Linked DNA regions of Homo sapiens: all the other regions are linked to region 3. A link is a loop called in an ENCODE intact Hi-C map of the cell type or tissue named here. Cell type or tissue: A673. All regions are shown on one strand. Region 1 overlaps METTL22 (methyltransferase 22, Kin17 lysine). Region 2 has its middle 41 kb from the start of HAPSTR1. Region 3 overlaps TMEM114 (transmembrane protein 114).

What was found. Peaks named below come from ENCODE experiments on the same cell type or tissue, not always from the same donor. Only the 100,000 strongest peaks of a DNase experiment are listed, where the experiment ranks them.
Region 1: it touches region 3 in a loop (2.6-fold over the local background); 44 of 110 quality-filtered maps call a loop at or near these places.
Region 2: a loop joins it to region 3, with 4 times the contacts of the local background. A loop is called at or near these places in 3 of 110 quality-filtered maps.

What each region holds. Positions count from the first base shown.
Region 1 is chr16:8,633,049-8,638,048 of GRCh38, forward strand. It overlaps METTL22 (methyltransferase 22, Kin17 lysine), which reads left to right. Exons shown (of 11, transcript NM_024109.4): 4 at 1,991-2,031; 5 at 2,120-2,264. Among named protein-coding and RNA genes, the nearest start is that of METTL22, 14 kb to the left of the region's middle. In A673, CTCF peaks have their summits at 2,521 (motif pointing left) and 2,729; a DNase peak (open chromatin) is centred at 2,473; H3K27ac peaks cover 1,621 bases.
Region 2 is chr16:9,047,916-9,052,915 of GRCh38, forward strand. No RefSeq gene overlaps it. Among named protein-coding and RNA genes, the nearest start is that of HAPSTR1, 41 kb to the right of the region's middle. RefSeq lists enhancers at 1-444, 1-191, 1,868-2,660, 2,661-3,451. In A673, a CTCF peak has its summit at 2,694 (motif pointing left); a DNase peak (open chromatin) is centred at 96; H3K27ac peaks cover 794 bases.
Region 3 is chr16:8,574,592-8,579,591 of GRCh38, forward strand. All of the region lies in intron 2 of TMEM114 (transmembrane protein 114), which reads right to left. Among named protein-coding and RNA genes, the nearest start is that of TMEM114, 13 kb to the right of the region's middle. In A673, no CTCF peak of the experiment used is centred here; DNase peaks (open chromatin) are centred at 290, 1,750, 2,070, 2,200 and 1 weaker place; H3K4me3 peaks cover 3,740 bases; H3K27ac peaks cover 5,000 bases.

The DNA.
Region 1 (5,000 bases), 58 kb after region 3:
GGAGAGGAGGCTACGAGCCACACCCAGGAGATGGCATGGGTGGGACTGGGGAAGAGGAACTGGGCAGGGACGCTGACACAGAGGGCCTGGGGTCTGTAGACCACAGACACCCCTTCCCCTCCACGCACAAGCACACAAGCCTTCAGCCTGCCCAGCGAGTCCCTGTCCCTTTCATCCTGGGAGGCTCTGCCCCAGGCTTTTTAAACCGTGTCCCTGGCATGGTTCAGATTCTACATCTCCCTTCCCCAAGCAGGCTGAAGAGCTAGAAAAGGCCGGGCACGGTGGCTCACACCTATGATCCCACTTTGGGAGGCCAAAGCAGTGTATCACTTGAGCCCAAGGGTTTGAAACCAGCCCTGGCAACATGCTGAGACCCTATCTCTACAAAAACTACAAAACTAAAAAAATTTAGCCTGGCATGGAGGCATGCACCTGTAGCCCCAGCTACTCGAGAGGCTTAGGTGGCAGGGTCACTTGAGCCTGGGAGGTGGAGGCTGCAGTGAGCCTTGGCCGTGCCACCACACTCCAGCGTAGATGACAGAGTGAGACCCTGTCTCAAAACAGAAAGAGACAGAAAACTGCAGATGACCTGACTTGGAACCCCGCATCTGCCACTCACCCTCTCTGTGACCACAGCCTGCTAACCTCACCCAGCCACCTTTTCCTCATCCAATAATACTCGAAGCTGTCATTGGGTGATTTTGAGGATTAAATGAGAAAGCATTTAGCCCAGTGCCTCATGCAGAGAAGGTGCTTTTTTTTCTATTAACTTTACAAACAGTAATGCTGAACCTTAGTCAGTGTCTTTCTCTGTAATATACATGTGAGCCAATCAGGTAGAATCTCAGTGGCACCCAGGGCTTGCTCACAGAATGTGTCTGTCTAGTGAATGTTGGTTCAGTGAAGGAACTTTGCATCAGGTGGTTCGGCAGGTGTATTTCTGTTCCAGTTTCAAACCAGGTGACTACGTGTTAGGACGTAGCAATCTGAAGCCCTTCTGAAAGGAACATGTTTTATTAAAAGTGCCTTGTAAGCCACCATGTCAAATCTAGCCAAGATGCTGGTGGACAACCCATTAGTCACTTTATTCAGAGATCAGATTCTAACTGCCCATAGGGCTGAAATCTTTGGCCAGATTTTCCCAGGAGGAGCCCTCAGAGAACAGTGGCCCAGGTGCCCAAGAGGACCCTACACAGTCGATTTCTTTCCTGGTTCGGGGACAGACAGAGCGATTGGCGATAGCTGTTACCATCTCACTTAAAAATACTTGAGCAAGTTATTTTCCCTCCTCGGGAGCTCTTAGACAAGCAAGTTCTTACTTAACAACAAAAAATGCTTTGCTTCATTCCTTTTCTCCTTGATCTTATATTTCCATTGTGTTCCCCCCTCCACCAGAATTTGATCCTATTAGGGTATATTATAAATACAAAATATATTATATTTTGCACTTGAGAATACTTATACTACTTTTCAACGTTTTTAAAAAGGATGTAAATTTAAACTTATTTTTTTGTTAACTTCTAATGTAGATTTCTAAGTATGAGAAAATAATGAAGTTAAGTATGTTTCTCAGTATAAGAAAATACTTTTGAATGAATTGTGATTATTAGTAGTATATAAATTAATATATTATGATTGTAACTTTGCAATTATTGGTCATGAAAAAAGTAGTGCACTGCATGTGGGTGCAATTAAATTGCGTGAAAACCTAATTGTGACCCTCCCTAGCCTTGGGCTGTAGGGCAGAGATACCCAGTTACATGAAAGAGTGTGAGCCCCATTCCAAAAAGCTCCCATCCTCTGAGTGGTGCTCAAAAGTCGCCTCCTAACCAGTAGCACAGCCTGTGTTTCTGCTGCTCTCTAGAACGCCTCATTCCAACCTCTGACGCCCATCTGACCGTGCTGGCGGTTGCCACACTGTCCTGTCTTGTGGTTTTCTGTCCATCCCCATTTCACAGTGGGCATTTCTCTTGGTTTCTGTCCCATCCAGAGCACACCATGGCCACGCCCCTGGAGGATGTTGGCAAGCAGGTGGGTAGGTCTTGTCCGCTTCCTGTGGCCCTGATGGGTCCCTGCAGAGCCTCACGCTGCTTGTCGCTCCTTGTCCTCTTCCCTCCAGGTGTGGCGGGGCGCCCTGCTCCTGGCAGACTACATCCTGTTCCGACAGGACCTCTTCCGAGGATGTACAGCGCTGGAGCTCGGGGCCGGCACGGGGCTCGCTAGCATCATCGCAGCCACCATGGCACGGACCGTTTATTGTACAGGTAATGAGGTGACATCTCAGGCTGCAGGGAAGTAGTCACCTTCACAAAGCATGCACTGACTGTATAAAAAAAGAGGCAGAGGCACTGGAAATTGGATGTTAGCTGTTGTTGATTTTGCCATCCTGGTCCCCTGGCCCTCTCCACTCTCCATTTATTCTCAGTGACATCAAAATGACCCAGCAATACCCACTCAGCAGCAGCAGCGTCACCCAGTGGCTATAAGGCCATTGAGCTTCAGGAGGTGCCTAGCGCCCCTGCTGGTACCTCTCTCCCCACTCCTGAGAAAGAGCAAATATCTCCAAAAACAGGAGGAATATACCCTTTTAGAAGCCTTTGAAAGCAAGTTTATTATTTTTTTCCTGGGTATAGAAGCCTTGCCCATTCTTTGTAGGAGGTTTTTAAAACAGTACATAAAAATTACTCATAATTTTACAATCCCTAGATTGAATCAACAATATGCAACTTATGGGTCACCTCCCGTGTGCCACTCATTTCTAGATGTAGGAGGCCCTGCGGTGAATGGAGCTGACTAGGCACTGCCCTCAGGGCGCTTACGTTGTAAGAATCTCCTCCAAATGATAGCTGAAATCAAGCTGCAGCAGCACTGTATTCTGCTGAAAATGTTGAAAAACATTTTTAAGAGCATTTTCTTTTTTAAATATGTATATATTTAGGGGGTACAAGTGCGGGTTTCTGATGTGCAGCTATATTGCAGTGATGACATCCGTCTGGGCTTTTAGTGGACCTTCCACTCAAATAGTGAACATTGTACCCAATAGGGAAGCTTTAATCCCCCACCCCTCCCACCGTGTCACCTTCTGGAATCCCCAGTGTCTGTGTTTCCACTCAGTATGTCCATGTTTACCCGTTGTTTAGCTCCCACTCATAAGTGAGAACATTTTAAGAGCATTTTCTCATGCCATTAAAAAATTATTATATAGGCCAGGTGCGGTGGCTGACATCTGTAATCCCAGCCCTTTGGGAGGCTGAGGCAGGCAGATCACCTGAGGTCAGGAGTTTGAGAACAGCCAGGCCAACATGGTGAAACCCTGTCTGTACTAAAAATACAAGAATTAACCAGATGTGGTAGCGGCGGGCACCTGTAATCCCAGCTACTTGGGAGGCTTGAACCTGGGAGGCAGAGGTTGCAGTGAGCTGAGATTGCACCACTGCACTCCAGTCTGGGCCACAGAGTGAGACTCTGTCTCAAAAAAAAAAAAAAAAAAACAAACTTTATATATGACTTTTAATGACCAGATAATATTTCATCTTCTTTGTAACCCTTCTCCTATTGCTGAGCATTTTGGCCATTCCTATGGGTTTTGGTTTTTTGGTTTTTGTTTTTTTTTGCATTTGTCAGTTACACTGTGATGAACATCTTTGTATATTGTCTAATAATCTGTCACCTAGGTTCCTAGGAGTGGGCGGTGTTAGTTACATTGCAATGAACATCTTTGTGTATCGTTGTCTAATAACGTGTCACTAGGTTCCTAGAAGTGGGTGAGACTATTCTTAAGCTTTTGATGAACATTACCAACTAATTTCTTTTTTAGTATTTAATTTTGAAATAATTTCAGACTCAAAAGGAGTTGTTAAAATAATCCAGCAAGTGCCATATGCCCTTCCTCTGGCTCCCCAGTGGTGACATCACACACAACCATAGTACAGTGATGAAAACCAGCCAGTGAAGTTAACTAAACTCCTAACGTGCCAGAGTGCTTTCTTTAGAACAAATATACCTGTTTACAAGAGAGTAGTGATCTCGTCAAGTGAACCTTGTTGTTATATTTTAAATCTTTAGTATCTGCTGGACAAAAAGAGGTATCAGCTGATGTGGTTTACACCTCATTGCTTCCTAGTGAACGTTACCTGGCACAGACTTTTGTTTCTGAGATAGGAAGGAAGAAGCTAGAGATCACCAGTCCCTGAGGCACTGTTTTCAAATATGCTGTTAACCACTGGTCAGGAGTCTGCAGTGCAGCCACGCTATTGGCTGCTTCTTGACAATGTCATGTAAATTATCAGTGAGCTCTTCTCAGAGTCAAGCCGTCCAAGAGCTTTGCTTCGTCCCTGGTGCCTAATAGCAGACTATAAAGAAGTCTTATCCCTGAGAGAGATTTACCAGCATGGGGAAGAAAGCTTGCATTTAGATGCCATGTTCCAGTTGGAAAAGTCCTTTCAGATGCATCAGTGCCTGGCTGTAACTTCACAGTGACTCTGGGCAGAGCCCAGGGTTCCTATCTCTGTTGTCCAAATGGGCAGACTGAGGCTGGCCCAAGGTCATCCACAGCTGCTGATGAGACCCGAGGCCCTTGATGTGGACCTGCTGGCCCACAGGGCAGTGTGCTTGTCACGTGGTGGAATTTCAGATTGTGTTGCATGGAACAGAGCTCCCACAAGCTGGCCGAGGGATGCTGGGGAGAACGCACTCAGGGCACCAGGGCTCCTACCCCACTCAGCCAGAGCTGCTCCTCTCTTACCTGTTTTATAGGTTAAAAGCTTTTGACAGAAACTATCATAAAGGTTTAAAAACTGCTGACCCTGGCCAGGCGTGGTGGCTAATGCATGTAACCCCAGCACTTTGAGAGGCCGAGGCAGGTGGATCACCTGAGGTCAGGAGTTTGAGAGCAGCTTGGCCAACACGGTGAAACCCCATCTGTACTAAAAATACAAAAAAAAAAAAAATTAGCCAGGCATGGTGGCGTGTGCCTATAATCCCAGCTACTTGGGAGGCTG
Region 2 (5,000 bases), 470 kb after region 3:
TCTGGGAGAGCAAGAGCCGGAGGTCTGAATGAGTCAGCATAGTGGGAAGTGGAAATGATGACTCAGCTCTGGGCCCTGATTTTCCTCTTCTTTGTCTAAGAGATGAGTCATCGCCTTTATGCCTTTAATTTTCAGACTTCAAACTCATCCCAGCAATGTAGAGGAAGCTGATGAGGGAAAGCTCCCTGCAGCGTGGGCTGTGCCCCCAGGAGCCCCTGAGTTTAAATTCAGTCTCTGCTACTTACTAATCACAGGATGTTGGCAAATCGCTGAGCCTGCATCCCCCCATCTGTCAAATGGGGGTGCTAAGGCCTACCTGGCAAGATTCCTTCATCTGATCAGTGCCAGGCGCTGGGGAGATGATAGTAAATGACACAGACAAAATTCCTGCCCCCACAAAGCTTACATTCTGGCGAGGAAAGACAATAATGAACAAATCTATATGTACAACGTAAGGCCAGCTGGTGGGGAGCATGGTGAAGAAAAATTAAACGGGTGAGGTGTAGAAGTAAGAGGAGGTAAGAGGATTGAATGAGAAAGTCCCTCTAGAGAGTCTGGCACAGGGCCTTACACAGGCTAGGGCTTCAATAAATAAGCACAAATTGTCCTCTTTGTGGTTTAGGAATTAAAGGGCACATGGCTGTTAGGACTGAACAGACCTCCGCTCCCTGGAGGAGATGCAAGGTGGATGATCCCACAATGAGTTCCAGCACTGGGCCAAGGATTCCAGGTCCAGGGCAGTGAGAAAAAAGACACTCAGCTTTTATATATGTGTGTGTGTGTATATATATATATATATATAATATGTATACATATTATATATATATATAAAATATGTGTGCGTGTGTGTATATATATATAGAATGGGTGCATTATATATACAATACACATATATAATATATATCATATGTATACATCTCTTATACATATGATATATCATATGTATAATATGTGTGTGTGTGTGTATATATATAGAATGGGCGCAGTGGCTCATGCATGCCTGCAATCCCAGCCCTTTGGGAGGCTGAAGTGGGAGGATCCCTTGAGATCAGAAGTTTGAGGCCAGCCTAGGCAACATAGGGAGACCCTCCCCCCCGCCCCCAGCCATCTCTATAAAAATTAAAGAAAATTAGCTGGGCATGGTGACATGTGCCTGTAGTCCCAGCTACTCAGGAGGCTGAGACAGGAGGATCACCCAAGCCCAAGAGTTTGAGGTTGCAGTGAGCTATGATGATACCACTGCACTCCAGCCTGGGCAACAGAGGGAGACCCCATCTTCAAAAATAAATAAATAAGTAAATAAATAAATAGTTTTTATTGAGGTGAAACTCGCACAACATAAAATTAACCATTAACTATTTTAAAGTCAACAATGTAATGGCACTGAGTATATTCACAATGCTGTGCAACCACCCACGCCACCTCTATCTAGTTCCAAGACATTTTCGGCACCCAAAAGGAAACCCTGTGTCGAGTAAGCAGTCACTCCTCATTCATCCTGCTCCCTAGCCCCCGACAACCACTAATCTGCTTTCTGTATATTCGTTTACATTCTATTCTGGATGATTCACAGAAATGGGATCATGCAATATGTGACTTTTTGTGTCTGGCTTCTTTCACTAAACATAAAGTTTTTCGTTTTTGTGTTTTGAGACAGGGTTTCTCTCCCATTGCCCAGGCTGGAGTGTGGTGGCACACTCTTGGTTCACTATAAGCTCTGCCTCCCTGGCTCAAGAGATCCTCCTGCCTCAGCCTCCAGAGTAGCTGGGACTACAGGCATGCACCACCACACCGGGCTAATTTTTTAAATTTGTTTTTTGTATTTTTTGTAGAGACAGGGTTTCACCATGTTGGCCAGGCTGGTCTTGTACTCTTGACCTCAAGAGATCCTCCCTCCTTGGCCTCCCAAAGTGCTAGGATTATAGGCGTGAGCCACCGGCCTGGCTGAGTATAATGTTTTTGAGGCTGTTTCATGTTGTAGTATGCATCAATGCTTTGTTCCTTCTTATAGTTGAATAATAATCCATCGTGTGGGTATACCATCTATGTTTATTCATTCAACAGTTGAAGTGGTTTTTAAAATTTTAAACTTCTTTTGGTTTTGTTTTGAGACAGAGTGTCACTCCCTGTCGCCCAGGCTGTAGTGCAGTGGCTAAATCATAGCTCAGTGCAACCTTGACCTCCCACCTCAAGCAATCCTGCCTCACCTTCCTGGGACCACAGGTGTGCATCACCACGCCCAGCTAAATTTCTAATTTTTTGTAGAGATGGGGTCGCGCTATGTTGCCCAGGCTGGTCTCGAACTCCTCAAGTGGTCCTCTCACCTTGGCCTCCTAAAGCGCTGGGATCACAGGCCTGAGCCACTGCACCCAGCTCATTTCACCCTCGTGATGCTTTGCTTGCCTGGTCTTAGTCCCAGCCCTGGGAGATGATGTCAGGAATCACTGGGAGGGAGAGGGAGCGAAGGGTACAGGAAGGCCAGAACCAGCAAAAGGTGCAGATTATTGTGCGCAAATGGGGCTCCTCTGGGAGACCGTGAGGAGTATATGTCATGAAGCCCCAGTGGAGGGTGGGGAGCCTGAGGCTTTTATCCAAACAACTCCTAACGTGACTGGTTGAGGTGGCCCTCCGTACTGGAACTCCCCCGACATTTCCAGGGTGAGCCTGTGTTTGGTTGAGCTGAAGAGCGCCCCCAGGTGGAGAAGCGGAGCAATTCGGGCCCCTGAAATAGGAAGTGCTGAGTCAACTGGAAACCATCTCTTCTGCAGCTGCAGGTGAGCTCAGGTGAGCGAGGGGATACAGGTAGCATCATCAGCCCCTACCGGCACTTACGCGATGCTTGGGAGCTTTACAAATATCAGTTCACTGACTTTTTTTCTTTTTCGAGATTGAGTTTTGCTCTGTTGGCTGGAGTGCAGTGGCACAATCTCAGCTCACTGCAACCTCCACCTCCCGGGTTCAAGCGATTTTCCTGGCTCAGTCTCGCAAGTAATTGCGATTGCAGGTGTGCACCACCACACCAGGCTAATTTTTGTATTTTTAGTAGAGGCGGGATTCCACCATATTGGCTAGGTTGGCCTTGAACTCATGACCTCAGGTGATCCACCCGCCTCAGCCTCCCAAAGTGCTGGGATTACAGGTGTGAGCCACTGTGCCCAGCACAGTTCACTGACTTATCGTGACAGCCCTATAAAACAGGTATTGTCATTCTCCCCATTTTAAAGACGAAGATGCCGGGCGCGGTGGCTCACACCTGTAATACCAGCACTTTGGGAGGCCGAGGCGGGCGGATCACGAGGTCAGAAGTTCAAGACCAGCCTGGCCAATATGGTGAAACCCCATTTCTATCAAAAATACAAAAATTAGCCGGGCGTGGTGACGTGTGCCTGTAGTCTCAACTACTCGGGAGACTGAGGCAGAAGAATCACTGGAACTCGGGAGGTAGAGATTGCAGTGAGCCGAGATCGCACCACTGGACTCCAGCCTGGGCAACAGAGCAAGACTCTGTCTCAAAAATAAACAAGTAAATAAATAACTAAAAAAAAATAAAGATGAAGAAACTGAGGCCAATAACGTATCCAAGATCACGCAGCAAGTCGATTTCAGAGCAGGATTTAAACCCAGGAAGTCTGTGCTCCTCATGACCATGCACTGCTCTTGTCCACTCAGTTTTGCTTCCTTTCATGGTTTCCATGGGCACCAACTCCATCTGCAGACACCATGCCCACTACCCAGTTAGGGTGGCCAAATTTAGCAAATAAAAATACAGGATGCCCAGTGAAATGTGAATTTCAGAAAAACAATGAACAATTTTTTTAGTATTTTTTTAATAGGTAAAATATTGTGTGGGAGATACTTACACTAAAAAAAAATTGGCTGCTTATCTGAAATTCAAATGTAACTGGGTGTCCTGCATTTTATCTGGAAACCACATTCCTTCTCCTCACTATTCTCCTGGGGGTGGAACTAGAAGCTGGTGAGAGGGGTTAGAAGAAGCCCCCTATTGTTCTTTCCATTTTTTGCTTGTTTGTTTGTTTATTTTTGTTTTTGAGACAGAGTCTCACTCTGTTGTCCAGGCTGGAGTGCAGTGGTGCAACTTCGGCTCACTGCAACCTCCGCCTCCCAGGTTCAAGCGATTCTCCTGACTCAGCCTCCCAAGTAGCTGGGATTACAGGCACATGCCATCATGCCCGGCTAATTTTGTGTATTTTCAGTAGAGACGGGGTTTCACCATGTTGGCCGGGCTGATCTCGAACTCCTGACCTCTAGTGATCTGCCCGCCTCAGCCTCTCAAAGTGCTGGGATTACAGGAATGAGCCACCATGTCCAGCTCTTTCCATATGCTATGAAAGCTCCACCTCCCTTTTTCTTTTTCTTTTCTTTTTTTTAATTCAGACAGGGTCTTGCTCTGTTGCCCACACTGGAGTGCAGTGGAGTCATCTCAGCTCACTGTAGCCTCTGCTTCCTGGGCTCAAGTGATCCTCCCACCTCAGCCTCCCGAGTAGCTGGGACCACAGGCGCATGCCACCATGCCCGGCTAGTTTTTGTATTGTTTTGTAGAGATATGGTCTCCCCATGTTGCCCAGGCTGGGCTCAAGCAATCCTCCTGCCTCAACTTCCCAAAGTGCTGAGATTACAGACGTGAGCCACCACGCCCAACGAAGCTCAGATTTTTTTGATTTTTTTTTTTTTTTTTTTTCTGCCCAGGCTGGAGTGCAATGGCGCTATCTCATTGCAACCTCTACCTCCCAGGTTCAAGCCATTCTCCTGCATCAGCCTCCCAAGGAGCTGGGATTACAGGCGTCCACCACCACACCTGGCTAATCTGTATTTTTAGTAGGGATGGCGTTTCCCCATGTTGGTCAGGCTGGTCTTGAACTTCTGACCTCAGGTTATCCGCCTGCCTCGGCCTCCCAAAGCGCTGGGATTAGAGGCGTGTGCTCCCGCGCCCGGCCCTGAGCTCAACTTTTTAAGGTGGATTTGATATAACGGCTGTGTAT
Region 3 (5,000 bases):
TCTTTCTTTCTTTCTTTTTCAGGGAAAAGTCTTGGGCAGGGAAGTACCACAGCTCATGCAAAAACCTAGTCCTTTAAAATCCATCCCCCCACACACCATCATCTCAGACTGTGGCCAAGAAAGGAAATCATTTCTCGTTCAGAAATTAATGAGGTTTCCCAGAGTTGGTGCAGCCATGGCAGCCCCATGTGAGTTTCCCAGTCGTGCTGCAAGCTGCCTTGATGTCCACATTCGATTAAACGCCTGGGTAAGAGCAAGCCACCCAGGAGAGAGCTATAAAATCTCCTGCTGAAATTTGGTTTAGCTTTCTTTGTGTGTGTGCCCTATTCTTTGCTACATTTTTTTCCCAGGATTGTGGCTTTGGAACATGAATATTGATTCCAAGTTCTGTTCTACTTAGAAATGCTCCCATCGCTAGCCACATCTCTGAATGCACTTGGGGAAGATAGTCCCCTTTGGAATGTGGATATGATGAAAATAATCATCATCACCAATTTTGTGGGGGCTGGGTTACTTGGGAAGTGGTGGATATGTAGTTTCAGAGTGAGGGGTTACAGTCAAAAGACCACTGAAAAAGAGTCTGTGACATACAAGCTGTGTGACTTTGGACAAATGACTGGACCACTCTGAGCCTCATTGGCAAAATAAGAGTAAAAACACCTGCCCACTGATCTAGAACTTATTAAATTCAGCAAACATATTAAGAGTGTCTGCTGTGAGTCTAGCTCCACACTGAGCACTGGTATGAAGACAAAAATAAATAAGTCGCAGACAGTTCCTCTCTTGCACGCATGTTGACAGAGTACCCGTATGATTGACCATCCAAATCACACTTTTGAGAATCAAACAATCATCAACTGTATTAAATTATCTACCATGACCATAGGTGTCTACAGGGACCAGGCAGGATAAACCAGGACAACTGGTCACCACACTTCTCCGTTTATTGTTTCAGTAAACAATGATGCAACACCTGCCACCTATGCTCACCAGGGTTCCAATGTCAGCCCTATCACTTCCAGCTGAGGGTCTGTAGGCAAGTTACTTTATAACCTTCAAGCCTCAGTTTTCTCATCAGCTAAATGGGAATACTAAGAGTATGCACTTTACAGGATTGTGTACTGAGGAAGAGGTAAAATGGACAAACTTCTTAAAATGGTGCTTGTCACATCATAAACCTAATACAAGTGTTCATTGTTATTGTTTCTCAGCTTGGTATTGGGCTATCTAAATGAAATAATATGCATGAAATCTTGTAAACCTTTTGGTAATGTGGAAAGCCTGTTACAACCAAACACAGATCTCTCAGGCCGGGAGACCTGATTCCCATTCATCAACAAGCCTCTAATGAACTCCTGTGATGGAGAGAAAGAAAGAAACAGTTTCCAGCTTCTGGGAACTGGCATGGCGCTCATAGCTAGACTGCGGTGTTCTGCTGGATATAATCTCTTGGAACTCCGACATCAGACGAGGTCATCTGAGACCACAATACAATGAGACCCAGCAAGGGCACCTCACAGGCTGCCCAAGCAGAGGTGTAAACAAGGTCTCTGTGCCACCCACAAAATATCAAACGCCTCCTTCTCCCAGCTCATATGACTGTCCCTGCTTTCTCAATCACAGCCAGTCTGCCTCCCTATAGATAAGATGGAGATATTTGGTCACAGAATTGTCTCCACTTCCTGATATTACCCAGTCCAGAACAAACCTCCACATCCTCAGACCCTCCAAAGACACCCCATCAAAGCCCGAATCCCGTAAGTCCTTCCTGGCAACCTCTTGCTGAGACACCCCACAGCTCCCCATGGAGTGTGTTCTCCTTTGCTGCACTGAGTAATAAACCCCAACTTGAACTGCAGGGGTGTCCCCACTGGTCTCTGGCTGGAGGGAACTGGCAGGGGCCAGGGGCTCTCCCAGGCACTGGCAAGCGGGAAAGGATATGATGGAGCAGGACAGAGGTGGCAGGAATCAAAGGCCAGCAGGACCTGGAAAATTTCTTCTTTCTTGTGATGTATTCTTGCACATCCCTGAATGCCCAATAACTTGCAACACAGAACCTAGAATGTAGTACATGCTCCCTGTGCAATGGATGGCTGAGTTAATGAATGAGAGCAGGAAGGAAGGAAGGAAGGAAGGAAGGAAGGAAGGAAGGAAGGAAGGAAGGAAGGAAGGAAGGAAATTGAGCATTTACTGAGCATCTAATAGGTGCTTTATTTTGGGATGGGTATTGTAGAGGTACAAAGTTGGATCAGACATAAATCCCACCTCCTTGGAACTTATAATTCAGAAAGGAAGTTCACATGTAGACATAAATTGCTGTAATGTCAGGTGAAAGTGGTGCCTTAAGAGACTCAGACAGCCATGTGTCAATTCAGAGATGCCAGGCTAAGTCCACATGATCATAGACCTTCCATTTGAGGCAGTAAATTTTAAAGGAAAGCATGGAGTATTTAGAGTCAGACCTGAGCGTGGTTCTTACTAGCCATGTGACTTCAGAGGAGCTGCCTCAATGAGCTTCAATTTTCTCATTTGAAAAATGGAACTGGACCATATTCATCTTGACATGAGGACCATAGCAGATGACTTGGGCTCAAGCCCTCAACGAAAGCCACTTCCCTTCCCTCTACTCTGCAGATCTAATTGGCCCTTTCCTTCTCCCACAGCCCCTGCAGCTGTGAAAGGTGTCTGCCTTTAACAGCTAGAGAGGGATGATGTGGGGACAGCTACTGCGCTGGACTCAAAAGCAAACTTCCTGAACCTTGGATTTCCACCTCAGTTCTGTCATTCCCTGTTGATGTTCTTGGGAGAGAAGGATCTTGGGTCTGAGGCCAGCCAGACACTCTTACTCACCATGTGACCTTAGGTAAGTCCCTTCACCTCTGTGAGCCCTCATTTCCTCATTTGTAAAAAATATTTAAGACCTAAGACCTCCCTGCAGGGTTGTTTTCCTGATTGGCAATGTTTTCTTTTTTCTTTTTTGATTTTGTTTTTTGTTTTTTGTTTTTTTTTTGAGATTGAGTCTCGCTCTGTCACCCAGGCTGGAATGCAATGGTGCCATCTCAGATCACTGCAACCTCCACTTCCTGGGTTCAAGCAATTCTCCTGTCTCAGCCTCCTGAGGAGCTGGGACTATAGGCGCCCGCCATCCCTCCTGGCGAATTTTTGTATTTTTTTTAGTAGAGACGGCATTTCACCATATTGGTCAGGCTGCTCTTGAACTCCTGACCTCAAGTGATCCACCCACCCTGGCCTCCCAAAGTGCGGAGATTACAGGCATGCCACCGGCAGTGTTTTCAAAAGCACTGAACTCAATCCTGAGCGCATGCATTCATTCAGAAACAAATGCCTTTGGGTCCCCAGTGAGGGCCAAGCCCTGTCCTAGGGCCTGGGGACACCTCATCGAACAAGGCCACTGCCCTCATGGAGTTCACAGATGGGCACAGGAGACAGAGTAGACAGGAAGCAAGGAAACAAAGATCATTGCAGGCTGTGACGTGTCACAGAGGAAATAAGTGTGAGGATGCAGAAAAATAGGTGGGCAGTGGCGGTGGGGGGGCCTTGTTCTTAGATCAGGTGGTGGTATGTATTTCCTGTGGCCACTGTAACACATGAAGGCAAACTGGGTGGCTTCCAAGCAACAGGAATTTAGTCTCTTACAGTTCTGGAGGCCAGAAGTACAAAATCAAGATATCAATGGGACTGTGTTCCCTTTGATGGTTCTAGGGGAGAATCCTTCCCCGCCTCTCTTATGTCCTGGGAGCCGTTGGCAATCTGTGATGCTCCCTGGCTTGTGGCTATGTCACTCCAATCCCTACCTCCATCCACACGTGGCCACCTTCTCCCCTTCTCATAAGGACATTTGTCATAGGATTTAGGGCCCACCAAGTTAGTCCAAGATTATCTCATCTCGAGAGTCTGAATTACACCTGCAAAGATGCTCTTTCTGAATAAGTCACATTCGCAGGTACTGGGGCTTAGTACATGAGCATATCTTTTTAGGAGTGACACCATCCACACAGTACCACGTCTTGGATGGCATACAGTAGGAACTCAATAGATGATACCTGTGGTTATTACACGGAATTACTAGTAATATTAAAATGTTGGCTGGGTGTGGTGGCCCACACCTGTAATCCCGGCACTTTGAGAGGCTGAGACAGGTGGATCACCTGAGGTTAGAAGTTCAAAACTAGCCTGGGCAACATGGTGAAACCCCGTCTCTACTAAAAACACAAAAATTAGCTGGGCTTGGTGGCACAGGCCTCTAATCCCTGCTACTTGGGAGGCTGAGGCAGGAGAATCGCTTGAACCTGGGAGGCGGAGGTCACAGTGAGCTGAGATTGTGCCACTGCACTCTAGCCTGGGTGACAGGGTGAGACTCCATCTCAAAAAAATAAAATAAAATAAAATATTGGCAGGCCATTGTTTCATCAATGGTAAACGTGTGTGCCCCAGTGCAGAGATATTTTAGACGCAAAAATGCTTTGCTACAAGTCAAGGGAAAAGCAACCCCAGAAAGAAGCAAAGATGTTCACACCAAAAACAAACAGAAAAAGTGTTTGTGACTGCTTCATTATCATGCTGTTCAAAGAGCTGCTCAGTGGGGAAAGCAGTCTTCCATGATGCTTGTGAGGTCAGGAAGCCCCGAGCGGTCAATGCTCTTACGCAGAGCAGGGGATGTCTCTTACCCCAGGAACATCAAAAGCTCTGGCAAAAGAAGAAGGTCCCAGGATCCACTTACTACAAGGAAGAAATTTCACCACCTTTATTTCCTAACCTTGTCAGTGTGACTTTGAGACTTCTGGAAGAGCTCAGAGCTATGCAGCCCTGTTATGCCTGGTAAGGCAGTAGCTTTTAAAATTTTATATATATATATATGTGTGTCCTTGAGTCTGTCCTGGAGGATGGGGGCTGCCTCTTCATGGTCTCCAAGAGGTATTGTTAGGATATGGAAAGAGCAGGAGTCTCCGAGCAAAGACGTGGGTTCAAATCCTGACTCC